Linked DNA regions of Homo sapiens: region 1 is linked to region 2. The links are chromatin loops, found by intact Hi-C in ENCODE. Cell type or tissue: heart left ventricle. All regions are shown on one strand. Region 1 overlaps LAMC1 (laminin subunit gamma 1). Region 2 overlaps LAMC1 (laminin subunit gamma 1).

The links. Hi-C counts contacts between places; a loop is a spot of excess contacts. Peaks named below come from ENCODE experiments on the same cell type or tissue, not always from the same donor. Only the 100,000 strongest peaks of a DNase experiment are listed, where the experiment ranks them.
Region 1: a loop joins it to region 2, with 2.3 times the contacts of the local background. A loop is called at or near these places in 14 of 110 quality-filtered maps.

Annotation. Positions count from the first base shown.
Region 1 is chr1:183,028,194-183,036,193 of GRCh38, forward strand. The region is part of intron 1 of LAMC1 (laminin subunit gamma 1); the gene reads left to right. Among named protein-coding and RNA genes, the nearest start is that of LAMC1, 8.8 kb to the left of the region's middle. In heart left ventricle, no CTCF peak of the experiment used is centred here; no DNase peak of the experiment used is centred here; H3K4me3 peaks cover 4,068 bases; H3K27ac peaks cover 286 bases.
Region 2 is chr1:183,118,428-183,126,427 of GRCh38, forward strand. It overlaps LAMC1 (laminin subunit gamma 1), which reads left to right. Exons shown (of 28, transcript NM_002293.4): 12 at 3,296-3,517; 13 at 3,636-3,824; 14 at 6,204-6,449; 15 at 6,970-7,123; 16 at 7,693-7,835. Among named protein-coding and RNA genes, the nearest start is that of LAMC1-AS1, 19 kb to the right of the region's middle. In heart left ventricle, no CTCF peak of the experiment used is centred here; no DNase peak of the experiment used is centred here; H3K27ac peaks cover 331 bases.

The DNA.
Region 1 (8,000 bases), 90 kb before region 2:
TGGGAGGAATCAAGTTTTGACTATTTCAGTTCTAAATAATTTTAGAAAATTGGGTGTGCCTTTTGCTATGCACTCCTTCCTCCTGTGCATACATTCTCATGTTATTGCCGGATATTCTGCAAACATTTTAAAAAATACTCTTGAAATACATACCACTGTACCTGATAGAAAGATGTAGAAGATTGAGGGTCCTATCTTCAGAAGATTATACTTTGTTAGGAATTTACACACTCATAATGGCATTACAATAATAAATCAAGGGTGTCTATATAATATTTTACAGTTTATAAGGCCTCCAGTTTATCACTGATGAGATTTCTCACAACGCAAGGAAGGCAAAGATGCCTAAGGTTGTGATTTGCCTAAAGTCATGTGGGAGATAGGTCTTTGACTACCTAGTTGATTGCATTCGTTCTTGCAGCTTGCAGCTTCTCTAACGAGTCTCTCGAAAGAAAGTCTACTTTATTCTAAGCCACTTTTAAAATTTCATGTATACCCTGGTTCAGAGATACCAGACTCCTTTGGTTTTCCTTGTTTTTTCTTCTGCATACTTCTTTTTATTTATGTTCCTAGATTCCTCTCTTTTCATGCTGTTCACGCTTCGTGGATGAACTCGTGTTTGTCTCAAGGCTTTATTTGCAATTTCATTTGTAAATTTGTAAATTCTAAAGTTGTATTTCTAGTCAGCTCTTTTTCCAGATCTAAAATCTTGTTGGTTATGGTCAATTTGGGATGTCCAGAGACCATATTCAAAACTAAATTCACTCCTTGTTGTCTCACCCAACTCAAAGCTCTTTTGGTATTCCCTATCTCAGTGAACTACACTGCTGTCTAACACTGAGTTTCTCAACCGATGTTGCCCACGTCTCTCCTGAAAGAACCATGCTTGACAGGCTTCATGAGTAAAGACTACTCTGGTGAACAGATAGGATCCACTGCTGTGTGGTCGGTCGGTTCTGGGTAGCTATAACTTCACCCGTTTCTTTCCCACCAATCGTTACTATAATCTGTCCAAGACTCTACTCTTACCTTCTATATCCAGACACTATGTGTCTTGAATGCTTATCTTTCTCTCCGTCCTCTTTGTCTCTGCCTTACTGTAAGTTCCTTACTGTAAGTTCCCATTGCATTTCACCTGGATTGTTGCCACAGCCTCCAAATAAACTGGTGGGCTTTCTGCCTCCAGTTTTGCCCTTTATATTTGGGCAGCCATCCTTTGGACTGAGTGATGATTCTAAAATGCAAATCTGATCATACAATTTTGCAGCTAAAAATTCTGCAGTGGTTCCTCAAGGTTTTATGATAAAGTCCAAACTCCTTGGCGTGGTGTACAGGGTACTTAGGATCTGGACCTTTTTGTTGCTTCACGTGTTCACAGGGCTGTTCTTTGGTTTGGAACACTTCTCCCAGGTGTTAGGACTCCTTCCCCAGTTTCTCTCTCTCTCCCCTTTCTGCCCCACTCCCTGGCTTGGATTAAGTCTCCCACTGACGCCACCCTGTAGGTATTTATCACAGTCCCTATCACATAGGATTATCTGTTTCTTTACTTGTCTGTTTCTACCTTTAAACCATGAAGTTTTTGAAGGACGAGTCAGGGGTTTAGTAATCTTTTAGTTCAGTTAAAGATGACTAATATTGGTTAATTGCTTGTTATGTATTAGCAACAATGCAAATTCCTGGATGTGTAGTGATTCATGGGACATTGCCCTGACCTCATTCTTAGATGAGGTGTAGATGCAGAGACCCATGTCTCTCGATTTGGGGGTAGGCAAATGATGGCCTTCTTAGCCAAGTCCAGTCCAGTCCTGCCTATTTTTGTATGGGCTGTGAACTAAGAATGGTTTGTACATTTTTAATTGGTTAGAAAAAATCAGAAGAATAATATTTTGTGACATGTGAAAATTTCATGAAATTCAAATTTTAGTTACCCATAAAGTTTTGTTGGAGCACAGTTTAGCCCATGTAACAAAGCATTGTCTGTGGCTGTTTTTGCACAATAAGGGCAGAGTTGAGTAATAGCGACAGACTCCATATGTCCCAGCCCACAAAGGCTGAAGTATTTACTATCTGGCTCTCATAGCACAGGTTTGTTGACCTCTGTTCTAGAGCAGTACTTTCATGTTATATAGTAAGTCCTAAGTGAGAGATGCAAGCACAGAGAGGATTCACTTCACTGACTGTTTGGGTGGAGGCTGGAGGCATTCTGTCTCCAGTGACACTTGTCTGGCATAGTGTTCATAAAAATATATGTACAGTGAGTGAATAAATGAATGCCTGAATTATAAAACTCCCAGAACATTGAACATTAACTTAAATTCTTCAAAGCAAAACTTTTGAGCTTGTGTTTATTTTTTATCAGTGCCATCTCTCCATTTTATAAGATATATGTCACTGTAATAGCTAATATTAAATGTAGTATGTGGTTTTATTTCTGTAAATTTTTTAAAAAAGTACTAAGGTATGGAACTGGTATGGAATTGGAAAGGCCTATGACTGTCCTTTTTTGGGTAAAAATTAGACTGTTATGTGACTTGAAGGCAGCCTAGATAAATCTTAGGCGAAAACTCATGAATTCTCACATGTGAATATGTATTTCTGAAATGTTAATTTGTATTTTTTTCCTTTAAAAATGGACATAAGCAAATTTTATTTAAAGTATATATATTCTGTAGTTTCAGCTACTTGGGAGGCTGAGGCAGAGGGATCATTCGAGCTAAGAAGTTTGAGGCTGTAGTACACCATAATTGCGCCTGTTGAATACCCACTACACCCCAGCCTGGACGACGTAGACCCTATCTCAAAAATTAAATAAATAAAATGTATATATTCACATGTACATTGTTGAAATAGATTCTTAAAGGGAATTATTAAGCAGCTGAGGGGAAAGGTTACAATGAAATATTTGCTTGTTGTATATAGCATCCTTTTAAGTTTAGTGAAGTCATCATGAGTAGATTTAGAAGATAGGCATACTGTTTCTTTAGGATAGTGAAAGGACTGTAAATGTAGAGTACGGTATAGCCCAGTGTATTCCACATTAAAGTGGTTAGGCCGATGAGCAGTAACCACATATTCATCTAAAGTTAATAGGCAGCAGCAACAGTTGCTTCTTTTTTTTCTTTTTTTTTGGAGACGAGTTTCGCTCTTGTCGCCCAGGCTGGAGTGCAGTGGCACGATCTTGGCTCACTGCAACCTCTGCCTCCTGGGTTCAAGCTATTCTTCTGCCTCAGCCTCCCGAGTAGCTGGGATTACAGACATGTGCCACCACACCCAGCTAATTTTGTATTTTTAGTAGAGACAGGGTTTTACCATGTTGGTCAGGCTGGTTTTGAACTCCCGACCTCAGGTGATCTGCCCGTCGTGGCTGCCCAAAGTGCTGGGATTACAGGCATGAGCCACCACACCCGGCCCTGCTTCTTTACTTGTTCATTTTTCCTACTGGACTTTATTGACAGCTGTACCACTGTTCTGTTTGGGTTTTAGGGAAAGGTGTTAAAGTTTAGAGCAGAGCTGTTTGTTTATTTTTACTGCTGAAAATTTCTGAGAAGGTTTTTAAAAATATGGGATTAATGTTTCTTCAAGTTGTCAGCTTGAAAGTGTAAAATTTCAAGATGATTTTGTGCAGATCCTATTACTTTGCCTTGGTTGCTTGCTATAAGACTTGTTTAAGATAGAACTTGCCCTGTGGAGAAGAATAGAGTAGAATAAAATAATTTAAAAATAAGAAAAAAAAAGATTAAAGAAAAAAAAACACATATGTAAAAGGGCCCTGCTGGAATTTGCAAGCATCTCCTTTCTTGTGATATAAAGTTAGGTGTTTGCTCATTTGGGTCTAAAATTGACAGCTTGCTAATGGGGTTACCAGAAAACCCATTTATAGAAACATTCCTGAGATTTTAGAGTACTGCACCAGACTAGGGTGGCACTAATTAAGTATGTCTGCTTTTCTATGTGTGTGCTCTTCTAGGGGCCAGCCCGAAATACGTGGGCCCAGTCAGCCTGGTACAGCTACATATTCATGAAATAAAATAAAGCAGACTTCTCTCTTTCTTAGACAATGGCACCCTCAGATCTCTTGTGGGAGAAGAATCTTATGGTAAGGCTGGGAAATGAATAAGGGGATTTACCTTATTTCTTTTGAACTTTAGGAGTTACATTTCCTCAGTTCCCTTCTTTTACTCTTTGTTTCCATCTGTGTGTGGCCGCTTCCTCTTATATTGAGGGCAACATTAGATTCTTTTATTTTTAGATTTTTGTTATTTTATCTTTTTGTTTTGAAAGTTGGAGGAGATAGTAATTCAAAATCAGTCTTCTTCACATTGCTTGCTTTTTTTTTTATTTTTAAAGAGACAAAGTCTCACTCTGTTGCCTAAGCTGGAAGTGCAGCGGTGCAGTCAGAGCTCACTGCAGCCTTGACCTCCTAGGCTCAAGTGATCCTCTTGCCTTGGCCTCCCACAGTGCTGGGATTATAGGCATGAGTCACCATGCCTGGCCTCTTTTTTTTCTTTTTTTGAATTTGGTACGTGGCCTTATATAGAGTTAAGGACTCAGTAAATTTTGTTTCATGATGATAAATCACAGTACTGTGTATATATGAAAGTTTCTGCTAACCAGAATGATTGTTTGTGGCAGTGACTATACAGGTACCTGTCTGTTTTCAGAGACATGGTTAATGACCAGTCTCTTTTTTTTCCCATCTTCTTTAGAGTTCTGATTTTGTGTTCTATTCTTGAGCTGGGTGGAGCTCAAGAATAAATTTTACATATGTAAAATTTCAGAGCTATGCATTTAATATTTGTATACTTCATTATATGTAAATTATTCCTTGAATAAAAAAATGAATTAAGAAACTTTCAGCCAATTGTAGTACACTATAATATAGTTGATTTTGTTTGTTTTTCATATGATTTTTGGCTTAGGAGAGAACACAATGTGAGGCTTCATCATCTAAAATATATTTCTCTTAGTGTCTTTCTCCTCTGTACCAGAAGTTGCTGGCATTAATAGACATTAACAGATATTTGTTGAGTGATCAAATCAGTGAACTGGCTGGTTTTAATTGAGTTATGAGCCCATTTTCATTGAAGTACCTGCAGAGCCCTCTCATACAATCAAGCTTGGTAGACGCCTCAGGCAGTGGAGCATGGGAAACCTGGGGAAGAGCTGTCCTCTGTTCTCACCTCACTTTAAGCAGGTAGTGGTTTTGGTTGATGCTTCATCGTTTGATGTGGTAAAATGGTAAGTCTGTGGGTTTTGCTGCAGGTTTAGAGAATTCTTTAAGAATGTCTTTGTGTGGCATATGCTTTGGTCACAATATCTGGTGCTTAGGTAACTTGCTATTTAATTTCCATGGTGAAATGTAAATGTTCCACATATCACTTAAATAATGGGAAGACCCCATCTTCATTCATTTAAACATGGTCTAGGTAATGGCTTTCTCTTATTGAGCCTTTTAGAAATAAAAAGTCTGAAGTTTGAATCATGTGGCTTTCTTGGAGAAACTTTTATTTTTTTTTGAGACAGAGTCTCACTCTGTTGCCCAGGCTAGAGTGCAGTGGCGTGATCTTGGCTCACTGCAACCTCCACCTCCCAGGTTCAAGCGATTCTCCTGTCTCAGCCTCCCGAGTAGCTGGGATTACAGGCACACACACCACCATGCCCTGCTAGGTTTTTTGTATTTTTTTTAGTAGAGATCGGGTTTCACCATGTTGGCCAGGCTGGTCTCGAACTCCTGACCTCAGGTGATGCACCCTCCTTGGCCTCCCAAAGTGCTGGGATTACAGTCGTGAGCCACTGTGCCTGGCTGGAGAAACTTATAAAGCTATGAAATATTTCCAGTGATCTGAAAAGATCTACCCACTTAAAATGAGATGAGCTTATTGCATTTTGATTCTAATTAGTGGACAAAGGACTTATGTAAATAAGACTGCTGGGGAGAAAATGGTTCACTCAGACATTATAGTATGGGATGTGTGAGTTATGATAGATGTTGAAGATACTTTTTATATCCTAAAGATAGATTTATTCGTAATGTATTTGAGATCAGACAAAAACATTGACCTGTAGGCAAAATAATTCAGTTGAAACTTTTTTCTGAGATGGAGTCTCACTCTGTTGCCCAGGCTGGAGTGCAGTGGCATGATCTAAGCTCACTGCAACCTCCGCCTCCCGGGTTCAAGTGATTCTCCTGCCTCAGCCTCCTGAGTAGCTGGGACTCTACAGGTGCATGACACCATGCCCAGCTAATTTTTGTATTTTTAGTAGAGTCGGGGTTTTACCATGTTGATCAGGCTTGTCTCGAACTCCTGACCTCGTGATCTGCCCGCCTCGGCCTCCCAAAGTGCTGGGATTACAGGCGTGAGCCACCGCGCCCAGCCCAGTTGAAACTTTTTAAATTGTTAGGAGAATACCTACAGAGCATTTTGAAGAGTAGGGATTGAAGTCAGCCCGGAAAAGCTTCCCGGATCTTGAAGAAAAGTAATAGACATGAGTGTAGGGTGTTTCCAGGAAGGTTGAGTTGTTTGAATAAAGATCTAAAAGTAGTTAGATAATGGTGAAGGTATTATTTGCCATTCATGGAGCAATGAGGACGTGCCAGATGGATTCTGAGGAGAACTTGAAAGCTGGGTGACAAAAGAAACTAAATTACCTTTTGTCAAGTGCCTCCTGGTTACCTCTTTGAATTCTTCAGTCTTGAGAACTATTGTTAGCCCCGGGGAAGAATAATATGACTAGTGACTTTTCTGAGGTTGCGTAGGTTGAAATCCAGACCTGCTGTGGTACATAGATTATGTTTTTGCCACTCTGCCATTTTAGGTCAGACCTGCTGTAAGTGATAGTGAATTCTAGAAAGACCTCAAATTGAGGAGTAAAATGAGAGTGCTAAGGAACTAAGCATTGTTTCTCTGATAGACCACTGCTTTAGGATCTCTGGATTTCGACTGCTTCTGTTAAAAGGGCTTTACACTTAAGAACAGAGGATTTTTTTTTTAATTAAAAAAATATATATGTTTTAGACAGGGTCTTGCTCTGTCATCCAGGTTGGGGTGCAGTGGCACGATCCTATTTCATTGCAGCCTCAAACACCTGGGCTCAAACAAACCTCCCACCTCAGCCTCCTGAGTAGCTAGGACTACAGGCATATGCCACCATGCCTAGCTAATTTAATTTTTTTGTAGAGATGGGGTCTCTCTGTGTTGTCCAGACTGGACCCGAACTCCTGGCCTCGAGCAATCCTCCTGCCTTGGCCTCCCAAAGTGCTGGGGTTACAGGTGTAAGCCACCATGCCCAGCTGAGGATTGTTTTCAGTGGAAGAATTTTAGGTTTTGGGCATATGTACTAGTTGTATGATATTTAGCTGTTAATGCTTCTAGAAATTTCTAAGGAATTTATTGAATTTGAGAATGAGGTCCTGGATTTTGTCAGTGTCTGTTGATAGAAAAAATATGCTCTACCTGTGAAAAGAAAATTTCTACACGTTCTGAATTTATTATGCCAAGCGGAAAAGTTAGGCCCTGGAGACTGAGTCACATAACATGGCTGTTTTTCTTCTCTGGTGTGTGACTGTTGCTTAGGGACCTTTGTGTTGAGATGTTACCTGTAACCAGATACCCTATTCTTTATTCAAACCTAGACTAAATGCAGCTGGAGGTAGAGACCCCTGTGATTGTTACTGCTTTACAATGGAGTGTTAAGCAACCCCCTTAGAGTATAATAGTAACCAATCAAATCTTGTATCTCTATGTTAGCCTTATGCAGAAAATGTTGTAATCCTGTTCCACTCCCCTATTTTTCCTATATAAATGATTCTCACCTTTCCCAATGCTGGGGAGTGCTGACCACCATTCTTCAGTGTCCATGTTTCCTGGAAAACTACCCTCACACTTTGTGCTTGAATGAATTCTTTTTTTTTTTTTTTTTTTTAAGACAGCGTCTTGCTCTATCTCCCAGGCTGGAGTACAATGGCGCAATCTTGGCTCACTGCAACTTCCGCCTCCCGG
Region 2 (8,000 bases):
AAACCTAATTATAGGCTAGGCGCAGTTGCTTACACCTGTAATCCTAGCACTTTGGGAGGCTGAGGCGAGCAGATCACTTGAGGCCAGGAGTTTGAGACCAGCCTGGCCAACATGGTGGAACCCCGTCTCTATTAAAAATACAAAAATTAGCCAGGTGGGGTGGCAAAAGCCTGTAATCCCAGCTACTTGGGTGGCTGAGGGATGAGATTCGCTTAAACCCGGGAGGCAGTGGTTGCAGTGAGCTGAGCTCATGCCACTGCATTCCAGCCTGGGCGACAGAATGAGAATCTGTCTCAGAAAAAAAAAAAAAATCTGATTATAATTCTACTGGCTCAAGTTGCCTCATCTTCATTTCTTTTTATTTACTGTTGTGTAATTATAATTTATAATTTGAGCCATTGGTTAAATTATTAAAAGTCATAAATTATTGAATGATTTTGTTATAATTTTTGGTGAACAAGAGTTTAAGACTTAAAAATTTTTTTTTTTGAGACGGAGTCTTGCTCTGTCACCCAGGCTGTGGTGCAATAGCATGATCTTGGCTCACTGCAACCTCCGCCTCCTGGTTCAAGCGATTCTCCTGCTCAGCCTCCCAAGTAGCTGGGATTACCGGCACGCCCCACCACACCCAGCTAATTTTTGTATTTTTAGTAGAGATGGGGTTTTACCATATTGGCCAGGCTGATCTCAAACTCCTGACCTCAGGTGATCCCCCTGCCTCGGCCTCCCAAAGTGCTGGGATTACAGGCATGAGCCCCTGCACCCGGTCAAAATTTTTTTTCTTAAAAAAAAGTTTTAAACAAGGACCTTTTTCTCTAGCAAGGTACAGCTGTTTGGGGAGGTGGAGTTAGTGATGATGTGGTATTGGGAGAGGCATCTGCAGCTTAGATGTGTTGATTTTTGAAATGCCTGCATGAATATCCAGATAAAAATGGCTTATAAGTAGTTAGAAATATGAATCTGGGGCTTAGGAAGAGATTAGGACTAGCGATCCAGATTTAGAAGGTTGTCAACATATGGGCAATAATTTTTAAACTTGGAAATATGACAGAAAATATAGATGGAAAAGAAGGATGGAATCCTGGAAACAGTTAAGTCCATGCTCTAAGACCCAAGGGCAACATGGCGAAACCACATCTCTACTAAAAAGTACAAAAATTAGCACAGTATGGTGGTGCATGCCTGTAGTCCCAGCTTCTCTGGAGGCTGAGGTGAGAGGATCACGTGCACTCAGGAGGTCAAGGCTGCAGTGAGTGGTAATTGTGCCACTCCACTCCAGCCTGGACAATGAGTGTGACCCTGTCTGAAAAAAAAGTAAAATAAATAAATAAGAGCCAAGGGAGAAAAAGAATTTTAAGAAAGAGAAACAATTAACAAGTTTAGGAAGCTAGCATCGTTGGGTTTTGGATTGGTGATTCCTTAATCACTGCTGAGTTTTTGTTTTTAAGAAGTGTTAAAACTGTCCAGGCGTGGTAACTCATGCCTGTAATTCCAGTACTTTGGGAGGCTGAGGCAGGAGGATTGCTTGAGGCTAGGTGTTCAAGAGCAGCCTGGGCAACATAGCAAGATTCTGTCTCTATAAATCAAAAAAATTAGCTGGGCATGGTGGCACACACCTGTGGTCCTAGCTACCTCGGAGGCTGAGGGCAGGAGGATGCATGAACCCAAGAGGTCAAGCTCGCAGTGAGCTGTGATCATGCCGTTGCACACCAGCCTGAGTTTACAGAGTGGATCTATCTCAAAAAAAAAAAAAAAAAAAAAAAGGTGGCGGGGTGGTGTTGAAACTGAAAGATCACAGTGCTTTAAGAAGTAATTTGAAGTTGAGTAAGTAAAATAAAGAATGTTCAGTTAAGAAGTTTGGCTATAAGGAAAAGACATGGACTATAATTTGGGAGTAGGAACAAGATTGAAGAAAGTATTTTTAGAATGGGGAGACTTAAGGATGTTTAGAATTGGAAGCACAGTAACCAATAAAGCCATATCTCATGACCTAACTAGGCAAGATAAACCTGTAAACATACTAAAAGTAGTACATTTAGGGTAGTAATGGAGGTGTCCTTCAGCCTTAGGTGGTTAATTTTCAAATGAATTTTATAAACAGCAAGTGCTATTTCATAACATGAAAAATACGCTTTAAGCATAAGACTGCAAAACACTAGAGTGGAATGGAGATTACAGGGAAATATGATGATGTTACTGAGGCCTATACCTCTCTGATAAAATGTTCCTGTTGATGCTTGTATCAGGGGCACCACTGGATTGGATGAACCATTGGTCTAAGGCAATATAAGGTTTCCTCTGATTTCTTATAGAAATGGAAAAGCATTGAGCTTTGGAGTAATTGTATACTTGTCAGAAGTAACCCTGAGTATTAGAACTTTACTTGAGAGTTTTTGTTTTTTGTTTTTTGGGGGGTTTTTTGGCTGTTTTACAGAGGGCAGAAATTATGTAACCTGAGTATTACCTGTTGACAGGTGCTTTCCCTTCTGTCTTACCCTTGAACTCTGTAGTGCCTGCTTTTGTAGCAAAAGAATGAAAACACTCCTTAATGGCTGTAGACATAAACTCTTCTTTTCCCCCCACACTCTTGTTCATATCTCTTCTCACTCCAAATGATTGTCTGATGCTTTTCATTTTTCACATTGGTGGGGACTGTAAAATTCAGCAAATCTAGGGGTACATGTGTGTGTTTTAAAAAAAATTAGTTTGGGCCGGGCATGGTGGCTCAAGCCTGTAATCCCAGCACTTTGGGAGGCCAAGGTGGGCTGATCACCTAAGGTCAGGAGTTCGAGACCAGCCTGGCCAACATGGTGAAACCCTGTCTCTTCTAAAAAAAAAAAATACAAAAATTAGCCGGGCATGGTGGCATGCGCCTGTAATCCCAGCTGCTTGGGAGGCTGAGACAGGAGAATTGCTTGAACCCAGGAGGCGGAGATTGCAGTGAGTCGAGATTGCACCACTGCACTCCAGCCTGGGAGACGGAGTGAGACTCCATCTCAATAAATAAATATATATATAAACAAACAAATAAATTAATAAATAAAATAAAAGTTTGCTATACCACCACTCCAGATACTTAGCACTCAGTACCACATGATTGTTCTAAATGCTGTTTTCTAATTCTCTTCTCCAGGGTGTAGACGTGGATATCTCGTTTAGTGTATCAGAGCCCAGTTAAGCAAATGGCTAATTTTCTCTGGAATTTGGGGTCTAGTTACTTTTTAGTGTTACTGACTTTACACAAGGTTTGGAAAACAAGCCAGTTCAGTGATTTTCTTTTCCTCACTATACACAGGTGCTGGATATTTGGATGATGTCACCCTGGCAAGTGCTCGTCCTGGGCCTGGAGTCCCTGCAACTTGGGTGGAGTCCTGCACCTGTCCTGTGGGATATGGAGGGCAGTTTTGTGAGATGTGCCTCTCAGGTTACAGAAGAGAAACTCCTAATCTTGGACCATACAGTCCATGTGTGCTTTGCGCCTGCAATGGACACAGCGAGACCTGTGATCCTGAGACAGGTGAGATGATCTTTGGCAGCTCTTAGACCTAACTTCTCTTTAGCAATTGTGTAGAAAGTGCTCATTGTCTTATATACTTGTACATTTGCCTGTTTTCTCACGCCTGCCTTCCAAATAGGTGTTTGTAACTGCAGAGACAATACGGCTGGCCCGCACTGTGAGAAGTGCAGTGATGGGTACTATGGAGATTCAACTGCAGGCACCTCCTCCGATTGCCAACCCTGTCCGTGTCCTGGAGGTTCAAGTTGTGCTGTTGTTCCCAAGACAAAGGAGGTGGTGTGCACCAACTGTCCTACTGGCACCACTGGTAAGTCTGCTCGCTTCATCTGCTTTCAGTGTTCCCTTCTATAAAAAGACCTAGGGGAAAGGGGCTTCGGAGTTGTTTTGGATCTTTGTGTTTGGTTCAGTTTCAGTGGTTATGGTTTTCCTAATAGGAAGCTGAGGCTCACTCTCCTTGTTTCCTTCCATCTCTCTTTTGGGTATCCCCTGATTGTCTCCATCTGTCAACCAAGGGCTTTCATGTCACCTTGATCTACCGTCTCCCCTTTAGGTGATCAAATCTCATCTTGAGGCTTCAAAAGCCTTTCTATATCTATGATAGCTAAGTTTGTATTTCCAGCCCTGGCACCTCTCCTGAGCTACCTACTTGCCATTTCCACTTGGATGGTGGGCTAGAAGCCTTCCACTTGCCTTTCCACATCCCTGTTCACCTTTCTGCACCCTGACTGAGACCTGCATGCACTACATCAAATGTCAGGCTCCATTTGCATTCAGACAGCAGAAAGCACATATGGGAGCTCACAGAGAAGGAGGAGGGTGAGGACAGAGTATTTATCCCATGGCCCCTTCTCTATGGGGTTCTCTGGATCGATGACCTCAAATCCGTCATTGATGAGCCAAATCAGCTCCTGGTAGGCCTTCTCCAAACAGCTCTTTTTGCCTTTAGGTTCTGCTAGCTGCCCCACCCACCACCTGAGGCCCAGGGTATGGAGCCTATCTCAAGTGCTGCACTCTTCTCGCAGTTTCCTTACACTCCGTGCTGATTTGATTGTGTCAGCCATTTTCTGCTGTGATTTTGATTCACATAGCCAAAGGAACTCAAATTTAAACAAATCCAAGTTAAATATTTGATTTCCTCCCTTTTTCTTCGACCCTTTGTTTCTCCTCCAGTCTTGTTCATCTTAGTAAATATGCTGCCATTAGCCTAGTTGCTCAAGCTGAAACCTTAGGGCCTATACTTGATTCATCTTCCTTTCAAGTCCTAGAAACAGTCAGCAAATCTTACTGATGTTATCTCAGATCTGACCACTTTTCACCACTTCAACTATCACCAACCTGGTTCAAACCTCTGTTATCTCTCACCTGGGATTGCCTAATTGTTCTCCCTGCCTCACCTGCTCCCCTACAATGGCTCCAATCTCAACATGAAAGCCAAAATGGTCCTTTCAAAATGTACCTCAGATTACACCACTTTTAAACCCTCCAATAGCTTCTTGATACACTAAAACCAAATCCTTTACTCTGACCTCCATGCTTCTACATGGGTTTGAACTGCTTCCATGGCTTATCTTGTTTTTCTGAAACTTTCTTCCCTTGGATATTATCCTGGCTGGTCTCTTCTCTGTCTTTCCATTGCTATCCCAATGTCTCCTTCTTACAGAGGCTTTCCCTACCCACCAATATAAAGTAGCCCTCACCTTCACCCCATCATGCTGCTCTATTTTGTTTAAATTTTTTATGCTTATCCCTATCTGAAGTAATCTTGTTTATTTGTATGTCTGTGTATTGGTCTTCACCAACCGCTGCATACACTTCATGAGAGCAGAGACCTTGTCCACCTTGTTCACATCATCCTAATGACCTAGAACAGTGCTGGTATATAGTAGATGCTCAGAAAATACTTGTTGAATGAATTAATAAACCTCGGATTCCCAGAAATTTGAGTCTAATTCAGGCCCTACTGGTTACAAAGATATCACGAGCCCAACTTGAACTAATCAAGGTAGGAAAGTGGAAAAGGAAGGATGAGGAGCAGTGAGTAGTAGAGTGGAAAGAGCTCTGGATTCTAGCTCTCCCTCTCTACCTGTCACTTCTTTGGTTGCAGGCAAATTACTTATCCTCTCTGTTCTCTGAGCTATAATATTTAATACAAGCAGTCAGCAACTGATGATTTCTAAGTTCTCTTCTAACATGCCCTGATTCTGTACCAATTGATACTGATTAACAAGGATTAGCACATGCCTCTTACATTTTAAGAGAATGGTTCTGCTCACCCTGTTGTGTGGGAAACTTACAGTGTCAAGAGTGGCACTTCACCTCTTTTAATATCATCTGCCAAAACAACATATATGAATGTGCCATCCTTTGAGACTGGAGAAGTTTATAAACCTTGGGCTTGACTCATTTACCGAGCACTTTTAATACATGATTTGGGTTGATTGTCACAACAATTAAAGTGAAGTAGGCAGACCAGGTGCTTCCTGTCTAGTGAGGAAATAGAGATGTGCTCAAGGTCACTCTGGTGGTCTGGCCCCGTGCCAGGGCTGCAGCCCAGGTCCTCTGCCCTCCACTGCACCATGTCTTCTCTCATGTGATGATTACACTAGATTACCTGTAGCCAGTGGTAATCTAGCACCAAAAATGTCTAAGGCCTTTCTTTCATAACATCAGATTGTCTCATCCCCAGGTAAGAGATGTGAGCTCTGTGATGATGGCTACTTTGGAGACCCCCTGGGTAGAAACGGCCCTGTGAGACTTTGCCGCCTGTGCCAGTGCAGTGACAACATCGATCCCAATGCAGTTGGAAATTGCAATCGCTTGACGGGAGAATGCCTGAAGTGCATCTATAACACTGCTGGCTTCTATTGTGACCGGTGCAAAGACGGATTTTTTGGAAATCCCCTGGCTCCCAATCCAGCAGACAAATGCAAAGGTAATCAGCCTTTGATCAGATTCTGTCACAGCTAAATGCCCCTTTATTGTGAGAATTCTTGTGTGTCTCTTAAAATATGTATAGTTGTTTAGTCCAATAGAAATACATTGTGAACCGCTTTTGTCTTTTAAAATTTTCTAGTCACCACATTAAAAAAGTATAAAGAAGGACAGTCATGGTGGCTGACACCTGTGGTCCTGTAAAAAGAAACAGGTGAAATGAATACTAATGTATTTTATTTAATATATCCAACATATGATTTCAATAAGTAATCAATAAAAATTGTTAATGAAATATATGTTTTTTCTCACGCTAAGCCTTCAAAATCCAGTGTGTATCTCACGTTTATAGCACATCTCAATTCAGACTCACCAGCCACATTTAAAGTGCTCAGTAGCCACATGTGACAGCAGCTACCAACCTGGCAACACAGGTCTAAAGAATCTCTTTAGGTTGTTTATATTTTAGTATTTCTCTCAGGTGATTTGTGTCTTTTGCCATCTCTGTCTTCCTGCCTTAGCCTGCAATTGCAATCTGTATGGGACCATGAAGCAGCAGAGCAGCTGTAACCCCGTGACGGGGCAGTGTGAATGTTTGCCTCACGTGACTGGCCAGGACTGTGGTGCTTGTGACCCTGGATTCTACAATCTGCAGAGTGGGCAAGGCTGTGAGAGGTGAGACATAGGTGCCTTTGGTGAAAGTAATCTTTGCTTTTTCTGTTATAAAAAATGAATTTTTATAAGTACATTTAATAATTGACTGTTCAGAAATTACTGGAGCGCCTAATGTAGGCAAGGCATCCTTCAGGGGCAGTGCTGGAGAATTGTAATAAAGCTAATGAAAGAAAGGAGTGGAGCACAGTGGCCCCAGCTGTGCCAGAATCACCTGAGCAACCTTTTAAAAGCACAAATTGCCGGGTCCTTTCTGAGGCACTTAGAATCAGACCCTTCAGGGTTGCAGCCTGGGAACTTCTGTTTTCAAAGCTGCTACTTAGTGTCCATACAGTCCCAGGCTGGAGAGCACTGGTAGCAGTTAAGTTAGGAAAAGAGGTTCTGAATAGCACTCATGAAAATTACTTGAACCTTAGGGGCTTAATAACCCTTAACATTCCATCTTAGTAACCCTTACCATTCAGTTTTCTGATACAAGTTACAAATTACATCAGTGCTATACTAAAAAAAAAAAAAAGTTGTGCTTAAAGTCTGTTTTTCTTGCCTGAGAAATGTCCTGTGTTCATTTTCAGGTGTGACTGCCATGCCTTGGGCTCCACCAATGGGCAGTGTGACATCCGCACCGGCCAGTGTGAGTGCCAGCCCGGCATCACTGGTCAGCACTGTGAGCGCTGTGAGGTCAACCACTTTGGGTTTGGACCTGAAGGCTGCAAACGTAAGGGGTGTTGGTGGCATACAACTCTAAGCTTCCACTAATTCCAGTTAGTGTCTTAAGGCCAGAAAGGACTTTGACAGCCTCAGTCTAGCCACTTGACTCATAGTCAGGGCTGTACCTAAGTCATCGTAGATGCTTTATTTGAAGAATATTATCCATTTCTAA